Linked DNA regions of Homo sapiens: region 2 is linked to region 1. Evidence: read pairs that join two places in POLR2A ChIA-PET (ENCODE). Cell type or tissue: HepG2. All regions are shown on one strand. Links, peaks and the distances in the headings refer to the core of each region. The heading gives the core; the rest is flanking DNA.

What was found. Peaks named below come from ENCODE experiments on the same cell type or tissue, not always from the same donor. Only the 100,000 strongest peaks of a DNase experiment are listed, where the experiment ranks them.
Region 2: POLR2A ChIA-PET joins it to region 1 with 12 read pairs; 1 of 35 experiments calls an interaction of 5 or more read pairs at or near these places.

What each region holds. Positions count from the first base shown.
Region 1 is chr9:133,710,245-133,720,678 of GRCh38, reverse strand. It overlaps SARDH (sarcosine dehydrogenase), which reads left to right. Exons shown (of 21, transcript NM_001134707.2): 7 at 1,637-1,741; 8 at 3,224-3,353; 9 at 7,555-7,641; 10 at 7,970-8,060. Among named protein-coding and RNA genes, the nearest start is that of SARDH, 23 kb to the left of the region's middle. RefSeq lists enhancers at 3,671-4,372, 4,373-5,076, 8,593-9,296. In HepG2, for the core only: a CTCF peak has its summit at 4,698; DNase peaks (open chromatin) are centred at 4,298, 4,708, 5,668 and 7,118; H3K4me3 peaks cover 1,683 bases.
Region 2 is chr9:133,766,800-133,770,799 of GRCh38, reverse strand. VAV2 (vav guanine nucleotide exchange factor 2) reads left to right here. Exons shown (of 30, transcript NM_001134398.2): 27 at 299-422; 28 at 1,297-1,383; 29 at 2,204-2,358. Among named protein-coding and RNA genes, the nearest start is that of SARDH, 30 kb to the right of the region's middle. In HepG2, for the core only: a CTCF peak has its summit at 1,724 (motif pointing right); a DNase peak (open chromatin) is centred at 1,719.

The DNA of each region.
Region 1 (10,434 bases), core at 3,213-7,212:
AGGGAGTTCCCCTGCACATGCTCTCTCTCTCTTTCCTGCTGCCATGTAAGACATGCCTTTGCTCCTCATTTGCCTTCCACCATGATTGTGAGGCCTCCCCAGCCATGTGGAACTGTGAGTCCATTAAACCTCTTTCCTGTATAAATTACCCAGTCTTGGGTATGTCTTTATTAGCAGCGTGAGAACACACTAATACACCATCTTCTTGTATTCCTGATGTTCTTGTTGTGGTTTGTGGTTATTTATTTATGAGACAGAGTTTCACTCTTGTTGCCCAGGCTGGAGTGCAATGGTGCAATCTTGGCTCACTGCAACCTTCGCCTCCCAGGTTCAAGCCATTCTCCTGTCTCAGACTCCTGAGTAGCTGGGATTACAGCTGCCCACCACCACGCCCGGTTAATTTTTTGTATTTTTAGTAGAGATGGGGTTTCACCATGTTGGCCAGGCTGATTTTGAACTCCTGACCTCAGGTGATTCACCCATGTCGGCCTCCCAAAGTGCTGGGATTACAGGTGTGAGCCACAGTGCCTGGCCTGTGGTTTTGTTTTATTTATTTATTTATTTATTTTGAGACGGAGTCTTGCTCTGTCACCCAGGCTGGAGTGCAGTGGCACGATCTCGGCTCACTGCAAGCACCACGTTCTGGGTTCACGCATTCTCCTGCCTCAGCCTCCCGAATAGCTGGGACTACAGGCGCCCGCCACCACGCCCAGCTAATTTTTTGTATTTTTAGTAGAGACGAGGTTTCACCATATTAGTCAGGATGGTCTTGATTTCCTGACCTCGTGATCTGCCTGCCTTGGCCTCCCAAAGCACTGGGATTACAGGTGTGAGCCACCGTGCCTGGCCTGTGGTTTTGTTTTTAGGAGAGAGTGAGCAGCAGTGTGATTGGAGGCTTGGAGGGGAGGACTGGAGAGCCTCTCAGGAAGGGTGGGCGGCAAGCCTTTCGCTTTTAGAGAGACCCTGGTGTCAACATCTCAAGCCTTCCCTGGGCCTCTCAGTGTCTCACAGAAGAGTCTCCAATCTGCTCCTGGGGTGGGGGGGTGGGGGGATGGCAGTCCACTCTCCCCACTTCTGGAGCCTCTCAGGACCCACCTCTCCAGAGGAAGATCCTTCCATACATGAGCAAGCGCATCACCCCCTGAAGAGGGACCTGGGGTGGCTCTGAAGATTCAAGAGGAGGCAGGAGGGGCACACTGGCTTGCCTTGCTCAGTCTCCCTCTCCTCCAGCCCCAGCTAAGTCTCACCCCTCCTCCATCCACTCTGCGTCCTCCAGGGTTGGTTGGAATCTCCCATCCTCTACTGCTGCCTCTGCCTGTTCTCTCATCTTTGTCGGTTATATGTTTTGCTTCCCTCCCTTCCTCCCTTGCTCTCTTCCTCGATCCATTCCTTCTTCCTTCTTCCCCTTTTGCTGTTATTTTATGGGATTTGGGGAAGGAGAGGCTTGAATGGCAGTGACCCATTCACTGTGTGTAACTTGAGGCCCCGTGTCCACTCTGTCCTCGGGGTCCTACAACGAGAAGGACCATCTCGAGCCCGTGACCCTGGGTGGAGGTGCTGGCCCACCACGGGGCATGGGGAACCAAGTCCCCACCCAGTTCTGGATGATGCCAAGGCCTCTCTCTCTGCCTTCCAGAACATGCCCAATGTCCGTGATCATGATGCCTCTGTCTACCTCCGCCTCCAAGGGGATGCCTTGTCTGTGGGTGGCTATGAGGCCAACCCCATCTTTTGGGAGGAGGTAAGATGCCAGGGCCCTGGGATAATGGGAGGGAGTTGGGGCTGCATCTCAGCATGGAGAGGGCCTCTTTCAGGAAGTCCATCCTCCTGAAGCTCCTCAGAGGCACACCTGAGAAGTGGCCGGTCCCCTGACCCCACCAAGCTCAAAGCCATCTTGCTCTTACCCTGACGGTCCTGGCAGGCAGTCAAATACAGACCCAGGGCAGCTGGAGGGCTTTGCCTCAAAACATCCACAGAGAAGGTCTGCGCAGTGTGGAGTGATGACCTCAGAAGGGCATGAGAGCACACAAGTCCTACGTCCTTCAGCAAATGACACTGCCCTCCCAACCAGCTGCTGCAGCGGCATTTCCCCTGGCCTGGGCTGTTTCCCGGGCAGCTTCTGGGGTTAGGGCAGCCCTGCAGCCCTGTTCTATGTGTATATGCATTTAGTCCACACATGGAACGACTGAGTGGCTACTTTGGGCTAAAAACTGCTTTAATTTCTGGAGAAAGAGGGAAACTAAGATAAAAGTCCCTGACTCTGGGTGCCTATATTTTGGTGGAGAGACATACAATAAACAAACAAATGGCTGGGCACGGTGGCTCACACCTGTAATCCCAGCACTTTGGGAGGCTGAGGTGGGCGGACCACCTGAGGTCAGGAATTTGAGGCCAGCCTGGCCAACATGGTGAAATCCCAACTCTACTAAAAATACAAAAATTAGCCAGGTGTGGTGGCGGGCACCTGTAATCCCAGCTACTTGGGAGGCTGAGGCAGGAGAATCACTTGAACCCGGGAGATGGAGGTGGCAGTGAGCCGAGATCGCACCACTTTACTCCAGCCTGGGTGACAGAGTGAGACTGTTACAAACAAACAAACAAACAAATGAACAAGGAATGAAATTCTGGAAGATGATCGCGCACTGAATAAAATTAGCAGGTTAAGGATCAGCCTAGAGAGACTGGAGCAGAAGGATATCCTTTAGATGGGTGGTCAGGGCAGGGTTTTTCAGGGAGGGGACATCCAAGCAGAGCCCTGCACCGCGACAACAAACCAGCGTGCCAGGTCTGGGTGAAGAACTGCCCCATTGAGGGGTGAAGGCCTTGAGCTCACACAAGCTTGCTCTTCCCAAAGAGCTGCAGGAAGGTCAGGGTGGCGGGCCCAGTGGTAGAGGTAGGCAGGCTGGCACATGCCATACAGGGCTTTGGGGCCATCGTGAGCTGCAGGGGGCCAGAGGAGGCTTGTGAGTAGGGAAGGGGCATGGTGGGATCTAGGGGAGTGGGTGGAGGCCTGGGCTGGGGTGGGGAGGGGGAGCAGACAGACCTTGCTGATGGGTTGGTGGGTGGGGGAGACAAACGGCTGGGACGTGTGGGTGACCACCAGCCCTCTAATGCATCTGATTCAGCAGAGGCTGGCCTGGCAGCCATCACAAGGCAGGTTTGGCATGGGGATGCATGGCCTTCTTGGGGACAACGGAGATGTTCCCCTGCCCTGCCTTGGCAGGTGTCAGACAAGTTTGCCTTCGGCCTCTTTGACCTGGACTGGGAGGTGTTCACCCAGCACATTGAAGGCGCCATCAACAGGGTCCCCGTGCTGGAGAAGACAGGAATCAAGTCCACGGTCTGCGGCCCTGGTGAGTGACAGCCTCGGAGCTGGGGTGGGCGTCCATGGGTCCTTTGGTCTGATGACTGTTAGTAGTGATGCCCCGTGAGACCAGCCTGTGTCACACAGGGGACCCAGGGCTGTCCCCGGTCCCTCTCGCTGCTTGGCTCCAGCAGCCCTGGGTACTAGGTGTGGCCTTTATTCCCCTCTACGGGCGAGAGGCCTGGGCTTCACAAGGGCCATCATCTGCCCCAAGCACGAGGCCAGGGCCTCCTCCTGCCTCAAGGGTGGCTGGTCCTGGCTTCCCCACCTGGGCTTCTTCATCCCTAGACTTGACTTGTCCCTGGAATTCTGTGTTTTCATCTGTAAAATGGGAATAGCGGGCCACATCCCAGCACCCTGTGAGGCTGAGCCAGGAATGGAAGGGCTGAGACCTTCCCTGATGAGAGGCTTATACAGCTGTGAGTCCCAGTTCTGCCTCCAGCCCCAGCCCCCACCGCTCCCAGAGAGCACTGCCCTGGCCAGGACCCCATGCTGCTGGCCTCCCTCCTGTTCTTGGCGGCTTGCACCTGGAGGCCAGCTCAGCGGGGGAAGGTTCTTGTGTCAAGATTCCCCTAACTCTGGCCCTCCTTGCTAGCCCCAGGAGAACTTAGCTGGAAGAGGCTGGAGCAAAAAGGTGGGCTCAGCTCCCAGATGCCCCACGTGGGTCATCCACAGCGCAGCTCAGCCCCACCCCACCCTACTGGCCTGGGGAGCCTGGAAGGCTCTGCCCCAGGGGGCGGGTGTGGGGCTGAGGCTGCTGGCCTGGGGAGCCCGGAAGGCTCTGCCCCAGGGGGCGGGTGTGGGGCTGAGGCTGCTGGCCTGGGCCCTGGCAAAGGTGCACTCTCTGGGAAGCAGGAGGGGCTGCAGCTGACCTTGGCACCCCAGTGTTTATAACCACGGGACTTTGAGCCAGACGTCCCTGAGTTGAGTGTGGGGCAGCCCAGGAGCTACCGGTGACCCCAGAGCACCAGCATTCCTTCATGAGGGCATTCATTCTACATTAAGTGGCACTTCGTCGGTGGTGGAGGCAGGCACGCTCAGGGCCAGCGCCCTCCTTCTGGCAGGGGAGACCCAATGCAAGTCACTGATCACAGCCCGTGGGTGGGTGCTCTGACACGAGGCATGGGGTGACTGGGTGGCCACAGCCTGAGGACACAGACGGGCGGCCAGGAGGAGGGGCAGCCTAGCCCGGCCCTGGAGGGCGAGTCAGCGCTGGGCCTGCCGCGGATACGTGATCTGAGCAGGGGAGCACCAGGTGGGCACAGACAATCCCCCACATTGGGGTTCCAGCAGAATCACATGGTGTTCCCCACTGCTTCCTGGTAGGGGGAGCTCTGGCCCCGCTTCAGGGCTGGGAGAGAGGTTCAGGAAGACACAGTGTTGCCCCCAGGGAAACTTCGTGTCAGAAGCCTGGTGAGTCCCTCTGTGCCTTTAGTGAAGGGCACTGGAATGGGTGCCCTCTGGAGTAGGTGCATCTGTGAGATGGTGACGGAGCACTGACTCGGCAGGGTGGCCTAGGGACCAGAAGCCACAGGGGCGGTGCAGGGCATAGGCCAGGCCCAGCAGCTGTAGAGAGCATTTGAGTAGAGGTGGGCGGCACAAAGCGGGGAGCCCAGGGACTTCCACGGGCCATGCAGGGAGCGGATGAGGGCCCTAAAGACAGGGAAGAGTCCCGACACAGAAGGGCTGTGGCCACCGAGGAGTCCAGCCCCCTCTGTCCTGGCACGCTCAGCATCTGCTCAGCCGTCAGCAGGGGCTACTTGAATGAATTCGACTCCTATGGGAGCCTTTGGAGTGAAGTGCAGCCCCGGGGAGAAGCAGATAGAGCCCCAGGGGCCGGGGCAGCGTGCAGGGTAGGAGCACACAGCCGTGACTCACTGCCCCCACCCCGCAGCTTGCGTGGGTCTGGCAGCGAGAAACACAGGCCCGGAAGAATCCCAGGGGCACAGATAACCCCAGGCGTCTCTCTGTCTCTCTCTATCTTTCTCTTCCTCTCGTTTTAATTAGCCTGGGGAGCCGGTACTCCCCACGAAGCCCTATTTTGGGGAAGATGTGCAGGCAAGGACATCTTGGATCTGGTCTGTCGGCTGGATGGGAGACTGGTGGGGAATCAGCATTTCTCCTTGCCAGGCACGGCCAATGGCCTTTGGCCTCCAGGAAAGAGCAGGGAAGTCCCAGGCCCCCGTGACTTAGGGAGCGCCTGGGAGGGCAGGCAGAGCTCTCATTCCAGGATGGTGGAGCTCACCAAGGTCAGGGTGGGAGCCGCAGGCCTGGCCCCTGGCCATGTTGCCTGGAGGTCCCATGTGTCCTCGGGTTACTCAACCCGCATGAGTCATTTGTGAAACATCCAAGAGACCCTTGTTCCCTGCAGCTGCCCCTCCGCTAGCTCTTGATAGCGCTCCCCGCAGATTCCCTGTGAGGTTGTTCAGAGCTTCTTTCCTGCCCTCCCTGGGCCTAGAAATAGTTCCAGCCCTCCCAAGGTGCTCCCTGGGCCATCCCCAAACCCAGCCCAGGTTACCTCCCCAATCCCCCCTTTTTTAAAGGTCTTGCTGTGTTGCCCAGGCTGCAGAGCAGTGGTGCGATTTTGGCTCCCTGCAGCCTCTACCTCCTGGGCTCAAGCCATCCTCCCTTCTCCGCCTCCTGAGTAGCTGGAACTACAGGCTCGCTCCACCACATCCGGCTAATTTTTTGATTTTTTTGTAGAGATGCCGTCTCGCTATGTTGCTCAGGCTGGTCCTGAGCTCCTGGGCTCCAGACATCCGCCTGCCTTGGCCTCCCAAAGTACTGGGATTACAGGCGTGAGCCACTGCACCCGGCCTCAGCTCACTCTTTCTGCCCCATCGTCACCTTCTCTGGAGCCTTCCTTGTCTCTCACCCAGATGGCTGCTCCGGCCTCTGCCCTCTGCCCTGATAACCCAGGCCCTCCACGTAGGGCCCTGCCCCTCTAGCCTGCCTCCTCCACCCTCCCCTGCAGTGGCCCTGCCACCTTCTGCCCCTCAAGGAGCCCTGCCTCTCCTGGCCAGGCTCTTAGCCCAGGCTCCCCGTGGCTCTCTGCCCCCTCAGCTCCTAGCGTGGGGGCCCTGATTGCTCTCCAGGGAGCGGGACGGCACTTGCTCCTGATCTGCATGCAGAGGATGACCCCCCAGACTTGGAGCCATCCCCGTATCATCGTTCACGAACGAAGTGCCCTGGGGTCCCTCAGACCAGGGCCGGCCGCTTCCTCATCTAGAGTCTAACATGGTGTGGTGCTGGGGTGCCAACAGTAGCAGCTGGCACCTCAGTGACGCGTGGCCCTCAGTTCATCGTATTTTCTTTACGAGACCGTCTGTTTTTTGCTTATTTAAGTATTTGCTCCCTCCCTCCGTCAGCTCCTCGAGGGCTGGGACATGTCCTGCTCAGCGCTGCCTCCCAGGGCCAAGCCCAGGACATGAACGTCTGTAGGCTGGCGAGCGCACAGCTCTGTGGAGGTTCTGCTATCCCAGTTTTATAGACTAGGACGCTAAGCCTTGCTCAGAGAGGCGAAGTGACTCGCCCAATGCCACACAGCTAGGAAGGGGTGAAGCAGGTTTTGAATCCAGGACTGTGGCCACAGAGAGCCAGGGTTCCCCTCCCACCGTGTCCTGGCCTCTGTCTGAGGCTCAGCTGTGGCCGCCGGAGTGGGACATTGGTCTCCTCCCCCGCAGAAGTTGGGAGCCTTTGTTGGCTCAACAGACATTTATCAAGCACCTGCACTTGCTGGGCTCTGACCCTGTGCTGGGCGGGGGGAAGTGGAGTGAGAAAACTGGTCTCTGCCCTCTCAAGGTCCAGTGGGCAGGAGTGACAAGTCTCTGGCAGGGACACAGCAGGACGCTGGTGCACTGGGGGAGCCGCAGCATGGTCTCCAGGGTCAGAGAAGGGCTCCTTGTCGGCAGGACAACGGCCACAAGACAGCGGGACCCCACCAGGCAGAACCCAGCCAGGTCGCCGTCAGCTGGTTCTGGCAGCACACGTGGAGGGGCTCAGAGAGCACGGGCAGGAGCCAGCGGGGAGGCCCCCATGAGGAAGTGGCGCTGAGCAGGGCCTAGAGGAGGGAGGGGGTTGGGTGGAGGGGCCCCTGCAGACCCTGCCTGATCACTGCTCTCTTGGAAGACCTCACCCCAAGAGTATGTGCACTGCAAAAGGGACTCCAGGCCTCTCTCTCCTTCTTTCAGAATCCTTCACGCCCGACCACAAGCCCCTGATGGGGGAGGCACCTGAGCTCCGAGGGTTCTTCCTGGGCTGTGGCTTCAACAGCGCAGGTGAGTCCGGGCAGCAGCCCTCCTGGCCCCCAAGAGGGAGGTCCTGTCATTCCCAGAGCTCTGGGGGAGGCGGGCGCAGGAGCACCGTGGCCCCCGACAGTGGTGGGGACAGGAGAGGCTGGGGAGTCCAGCCCCTTCTGCTTCCCAGAGAGTGCACCTGTGCCAGGGTCCAGTCCAGCAGCAGTCCAATCAGGAGGCGTGCAGCACCCCAGGTGTGAGAGCAGAGCTTGGAGTGTCTGTGCTGTCCGTGGAGATGGGGGCACATGTTTGGACATGGGTGGGGGACCCTGGGGGGCAGACCGCAGCCCTGCGCTTCTCTTCCTGCCAGGAATGATGCTGGGTGGTGGCTGTGGGCAGGAGCTGGCCCACTGGATCATCCATGGGCGCCCGGAGAAGGACATGCATGGCTATGACATCAGGTAAGTGCCCATTGGGACCTAAGGGCAGGGCCCGCCACTCAGGACAGGTGGCGTGGGGTAAACAGCGAGGGCTACTGAGAAAGGAGCCTTGCCTGAAATCCAGGTGGCTTCCTGGAAGGGGCAGCAGTGAGGGAGGAAGGCCACCAGCAGAAGGTGGGCAGTGCTGAGGGGGTGGCTGGGGGGCAGGTCCACGCCCCTTTACAGCTTTGAAGATCTCTTGTCCCAGGGTCCTGCCTGAGCCCCTGGACAGCTCTGGAGTCATCAGTGGGATGGCATCACCCCACCTCACAGATGGGGAGACTGAGGCCTGGGGGCAGGAGGGAGCGGGGCTGAGCTGGGAAAACTGTGCTGAGTGTGTATGCCGCGGCTTGCAGCCAGGCAGCCCCGGCTGTCCCGTTCAATCGTACACTGACAAAGCGGCCAGGAATGAGACCCAGTGCAAGCCACTTCCTCGTCTCTAATGCAGGGTGATGGGGAGGGGCTGTGGAGGTTCTGGGAGCAGGGAGGGCATTTGTACTGGTGAGGCACCCAGCATGGGGTCTGCACATGGAAACGCTAAGTCATCCCCAGCCGAGGCATGGACTGGGGTGCTGGTGGCCAGAGCCGGTGACGGCAGCCTATCCCGATGGCCTTCTGCCAGTCAGGGCCATCTCTTGCAGAGCACAGGACAGTGGTGCAGGCGCTCCCCGGCAAGGGGGGAGGCTCCTCCTGTGTCTCGTCCTCATGGCGGTGGCCTCTCCGACCCACACAGCAGGGCCTGTGGCCCGGGCCACTCCCCGTGCGTTGTGGGGTGGCTGTCGAGGCAGGACGGCTTGGAGGGAGCCCGGCCTCCGGGTCTCTCCAGCCCACTCTGCTCCCGGCTGCTGCTGCTGGTGGACAGCCTCCCTGGGGAGGCAGTAGGTGGGTGGGCTCCGGAGGGAGAAGGCCTGGCTCAGCTCGGTGCGCCCCTCGCCTCTGCTGACCTAGTCCTTTCCTGGCCTGATGAGGACATTACGCCCACTGTGGAGAAGAATGTCTGACCCCACGGAGACAGTGACACTGAGGCCCCCCAGCTGCCACCCCTCCATGGCACCCGACACAGTGAAGCCTCCTCTGGCTGACTCAGAGCCCGTCTGGGCCTGCGCCCCTGCACTCTCCCAAGCGAGGAATGTCCCGGAAATGATAAAACTGTAAAGGACTTCAAGGAAGGGCCAATTCAGGCCCCTCCTGCTGCAAACAGCAAAATGGAGGTGACTTGCCTGAAGTCACCCGGCTTTTGAACCAGAGCCAGGTAGGGACCCAGCTCCCTCCCCAGGAGGGACAGTCTTCATGCCCTGGCCTCCCTTGGGGATTCCAGCTCTGGAACCCACCAACCAGGGTTCTGTGTGGCCTCTCTGTGCCTCTGTATCCTCGGCTGCAAAATGGAGCTGCCCAGCCTGCCCAGCTCCTGACCTGGGGCCTAGTCCCGCACTCAGCAGACAGGATGTTTGCTCATGGGCTGGCAGAGGCCCTGAGGCGACCCCTGGCAAGTTGGGGGCAGGCCTGGGCCTCCCTCGGTCAGCTGTCTTCCTTCCATCACTGGGACTTTGGCGGGAGTGTGCCATGGGCTGCTCTGGGGCTGGGAGCCAAGGGCACAGGTGGGGAGCCCCTGAGAGCTGGAGTACAGCAGGAGGAGGAGCACCCACCCTGGAGTACAGCAGCAGGAGGAGCACCCACCCTGTTGGTCCCAGACCCCTGCCAAGCAGCCTGGCTGGTGGCACCCAGGGCACACAGGCTAATGCCGTCCTCAGCCCAGCCGTCACTGACGTGGGGCTTCCAAACCCCTTCAGTGTGCCAGAGTGGACGGCCGCCACCAGCAGGACCAGCCACCGGCCCCCAAGGGCTGTAGCACTAATGCAATGTTCTGCCACCTCGGGCCTGCGCCCGGGGACTGAGACAAGACACAGACCCTGAAGGAGAGAGACAGAGCGAGGAGAGGAAGGAGGTGCCTGAGAAAGTCGTTGAAAGACCCAGAAAAGAAAGTGAACAGAGAGCGTCGGCGCCAGAACGGAGCTCTCCCCTGCTCAGAGACTCCTGGTTGCTCCCCTCAGGCCAGAGCCAGAACACGCGTGGGTCGTCCTTCATCATACACATGGGAGACACGCACAGCGAGGGGGCGTCCCGGGAGACCAGGCAGCCTGAGCCGTCCCTGGGTGCGGGGCCTGTCTGGGCTCCGGGCTGCGCGTGAGGGTCCCAGGGCTGACCGGGCACCAGGGGGCTTCCAGGCCATGGCAGCCGCCCTGCGCGTGAGTTCCTTTTGAAATCAGATAAGAGGCTGTCTCTCCAGCCCCATATCTGTCAGCTGCATGGCCCTTGGTCAGTCGCTCCTGTTCTCTGAGCCTCAGTTTCGCCACCT
Region 2 (4,000 bases), core at 1-4,000, 53 kb before region 1:
GTGCTGGGTACAGAGTGTTTCCATTCTTTCCTTTATAAAGGCTGTTGCAGTCAGTGTCCGTGCTGGTCAGTCTTGGCATCTTTTGCAGATTATTTTTTCTAGAAACATTTGGGGGAGTTGCTGGTACCTTCGAGGTACTGACCACCCACCATGGGCTGGCGGGATGTGGGGAGTTCTGAGGAGTCCAGGAAGCTAGTCTCCCCCACATGAACCAAGAGGTGGGAGAGGGAGGCCAGGTCACTGGGGGAGGACTTCCTGGAGGTGGCAGCAGCTGTCAGTGAGTGTGTACGCCCTGCAGGAGTTGGTGGAGTACTACCAGTGCCACTCACTGAAGGAGAGCTTCAAGCAGCTGGACACCACACTCAAGTACCCCTACAAGTCCCGGGAACGTTCGGCCTCCAGGGCCTCCAGCCGGTCCCCAGGTAACGCCCCGGCCCAGCCGGCACACCAGCACTCCTCGGAGGGGTCTGCCCTGGCCCACTTCCCAGGGCTCAGATCCTGCCCTCACAGACCCAGACCAGGAGTCCCACCCTGGGGAACACAGCCCCCGCCCCTCCCCCAGCCATCGCAGATGCTGTCATGTGGCATCTCCTGGGCCATGTGACAGGCGGGGACTCTGCACCTGCTCAGAATTGCTACTCTGTGTCTTGGCTTCTTCACCCAGAGACCAGTGGGGGTTGGAGGGGCCAGGTCCAGGCAGAGACCCCTGCGCATGGAGCTGTCACAGGTGGGAGAGAAAAGGGCAGGCCCACCTGTTCCCAGATCCCTCCCTGTGCCCAGCCCCTGGGCCTCCTCTGTGAGAGGCAGCCTGTTTGCAGGTTGGACTCCACAGCTCAGAACAGGGAAGGCCACACGGAATCAGGGGCAGGGGCAGGCCCCGAGCATGCGGCTTCCCGCTCAGGACTCTCTCCAGAGTCACCCCACGTCCTCCAGCCTGCAGGGTCCTGCAGGGCCATGGGTCTCACACAGGCCGAGCTGGACAGGAGAGGAACAGCTGGCCTTAGTGAGCACCTGCTATGTGCCAGGCGAGGGCATGAGAGGAGGTGGTCCCAATTTGCTCTCGAGTACACGGGTGCATAGAGTGGTTCCAGGGTAGCTCAGGTGTGGCCGAGTGGCACCTGTGCCTGGGTGGGGCTTGACAACCCGTGCTGCCCCCTGCCTCCTTTGCCCCCCTGTAGGGCCTCTCCTGCCAAAGGGCCTGCCCCACCCCATGCCCCCCGGCCTGTAGCTGTGCCCACCGTGACTGTGCGTGGATGCCCTGCTGCCCGCCTCACGTTCTCTCTCGCCTCTTTGCAGCTTCCTGTGCTTCCTACAACTTTTCTTTTCTCAGTCCTCAGGGCCTCAGCTTTGCTTCTCAGGGCCCCTCCGCTCCCTTCTGGTCAGGTACCGCTGCTCCCCAGGGCGTGGGGGGACCGGGCCTGTGGCAGCTGCCTTGGGAGACCCAGCACGGAGCTGCCCACTGGCCCCACAGCCCTGCCTGACGTGGCCACAGTTGTCCGCAGTCTGGCACTGGGTGGAGGGGAGAAAGGGGCTGGGGAGGCCGGGCAGAGGCTGCTGCGAGCACCTGAGGACACGTCAGGCTTGGCCCTGCCATTGTCACCACCCACCCCCTGTGGACACGCCCACCCTGATGGCCACTTTCCCAGCCCCGTCCACTGTCATTCCTCCTTGTTCATCAAGAGCTTTGCCTCTGGTAGCAGAAAGCAGGTGGCCACGAGGAGGAGCTGTGGGACTTGGGTGCAGGGAGGAGGGGTTTTCAGTCAGCCTTGACCTCATGGCTTTCGGCTGCCAGAGTCAAAGTCCCTTCCCAGCAGCTGTGTGTGTTTCGCCCTCAGCCATGGTCATTGTCACCTGTCTATCAGGATTCTGCATCTGGGCCAAGCTGGTTCCACTGGGTTTCTGGTTGGATTTGGGGGACCACTGGAATGATGATGGTCAAAGCCTGGGCACCTGCTCTTGTCCCTAAGAACATCCTCATTGCAGGGACTTGGATGTGCTGTGTCCCCAGACCCAGAGGGCAAGGGGCCCTGGGATTGGAGGCCAGTGTGTCCCTCCAGAGCCTTTCTGCTTGACATCCTTCCTCTCTGGGTACAGAGCAGGGTTCTGGGCACCAGGGGAGAGACCCAGCTTGGCCCAAGGGCCTCCTGGATCACTGGTTGGGCTCCTCCTGCAGCTGTGTGATGCTGCCCATCTCCCTCAACAGTGTTCACGCCCCGCGTCATCGGCACAGCTGTGGCCAGGTATAACTTTGCCGCCCGAGATATGAGGGAGCTTTCGCTGCGGGAGGGTGACGTGGTGAGGATCTACAGCCGCATCGGCGGAGACCAGGGCTGGTGGAAGGGCGAGACCAACGGACGGGTGAGTGGCCCCACCCTGAGGGTGTGGGGCTGGCCTCGCTGCAGCCCCTACCTGGTCGGGCTCAGGCAGACTAGCACCACACCTATGTCCACACCCCAGGCCCTGTTCCAGACACCCTCTGCAATCTCCCTCATCCTCACAGCAGCCCAGAAGGTTGGCATTCACAGGGGGAAACCGAGGCTCCAGATGTTTACCACGAACCCAAGGTCACACAGCCAGAAATCGGCTACAGAGGTCTGATGCGGATCCAGGCTCCTAGGAACCCCCCGACCCTGTTCCATTTTTATTCTGGGCTGCCCTCATAGCTGCACTCGCCAAATTACTTGCAAGTCCCCAAGCTCTGTTTGCGGGAAGGGAGGTCACAGGACTGAGGAGGACACGGTGTCCTTGCTGGGCTCCTCCTGCCATTTTCTAAGGCCCTATCTATGCCCTGGTGAGGCAGTAGGGACACAGTGTGTCCCCAATCCCTTCACACTTTCCCAAGTGCCAGGTGGGCCTAAGAGTGCCCTGGCCACCCTAAGATTCTGCATATGTCTGTGGCCTCTTCATCCCAACACCCCATCTGGACCTCTAGCTTTGACCCATGTCTCTCAGTACCTATCCATCCAAGCACCAGAGCTCCCTGTGCCACCAATTAGAAAATGCCCAGCTTTCTCTGTGAGCTGCAAGCTGCACAGGGCAGGTGGATGGGGCTTCAGAGGGCCAGTTAACCTTGGCTCCCAGTGCTGACCCTTCCATTGTCCAGTGGCCGGAGCAGCTCTGCCTTCACCTATCAGTCTGCCCCTTGGAGGCCCTCAAGTCTGACCCATTTTTTACCCAACTGCCCTATAGAAGTGTCAAGGCTACTGAGGCTTAGGTAGCCCACCTAGGGGGCTGGGACCACTGGTTCTCAAAGTGGTCCTTGTGTGATTGGCATTAAAAGTGCCTGAAGCTGTAATTTAATAAGCACATACCTGGGCTCTTTCCCAGATCCAGGTATTTTCTATACAGCATTAAGTTTTAGAACAACTAGTTTGAGTATTACTGGATAATTCCTGTCAATTTGACCCTGTTACCATTATGAAACGTCTTTTCTTTTCTCTGGCATTTATTCTTGCTGTAGTCTCCTTGATCTGCTTTTGTGACACCAGCTTTCTTGGGATTACTGCTTTGTGTGGCATATTATTTTCTCTCATACTACTTAAACTTTTCTATTTCCTTATATTTAAAATGGATTTCTTATAAATAGTTGGGGAAGCCAGTCTGGTCTGACAGTCTTTGGCTTTTAATAGGCATATATAGCCCATTTACATTTAATGTAATTACTGAGCTGTTTGGGTTTAAATTATCTAACTTTATTTTCTAGTTGTCACATCTACTCCTTTTTTCTTCTTTCCTGCCTACTTTTGAATTAATCAATATATTTTTAATTCTACTTCCCCTGCCCTACATTGGTTTGTTAGTTACACACTTTTTTTCTTAAGTGGTAACCTTAGACTAGAGGTTACCTTAAATGAGTACTTTTTTACTATTTCCCAGACAATGCAAGGAAGGACCTTGCGACTTTTGATTGCATCCATTTTCCTCCCAACTTTTGTGCAAGCGTTCTCATGTATCTTAATTCTATATATATTCAAACCTTAGAAGACATTGTTTTTGTTTT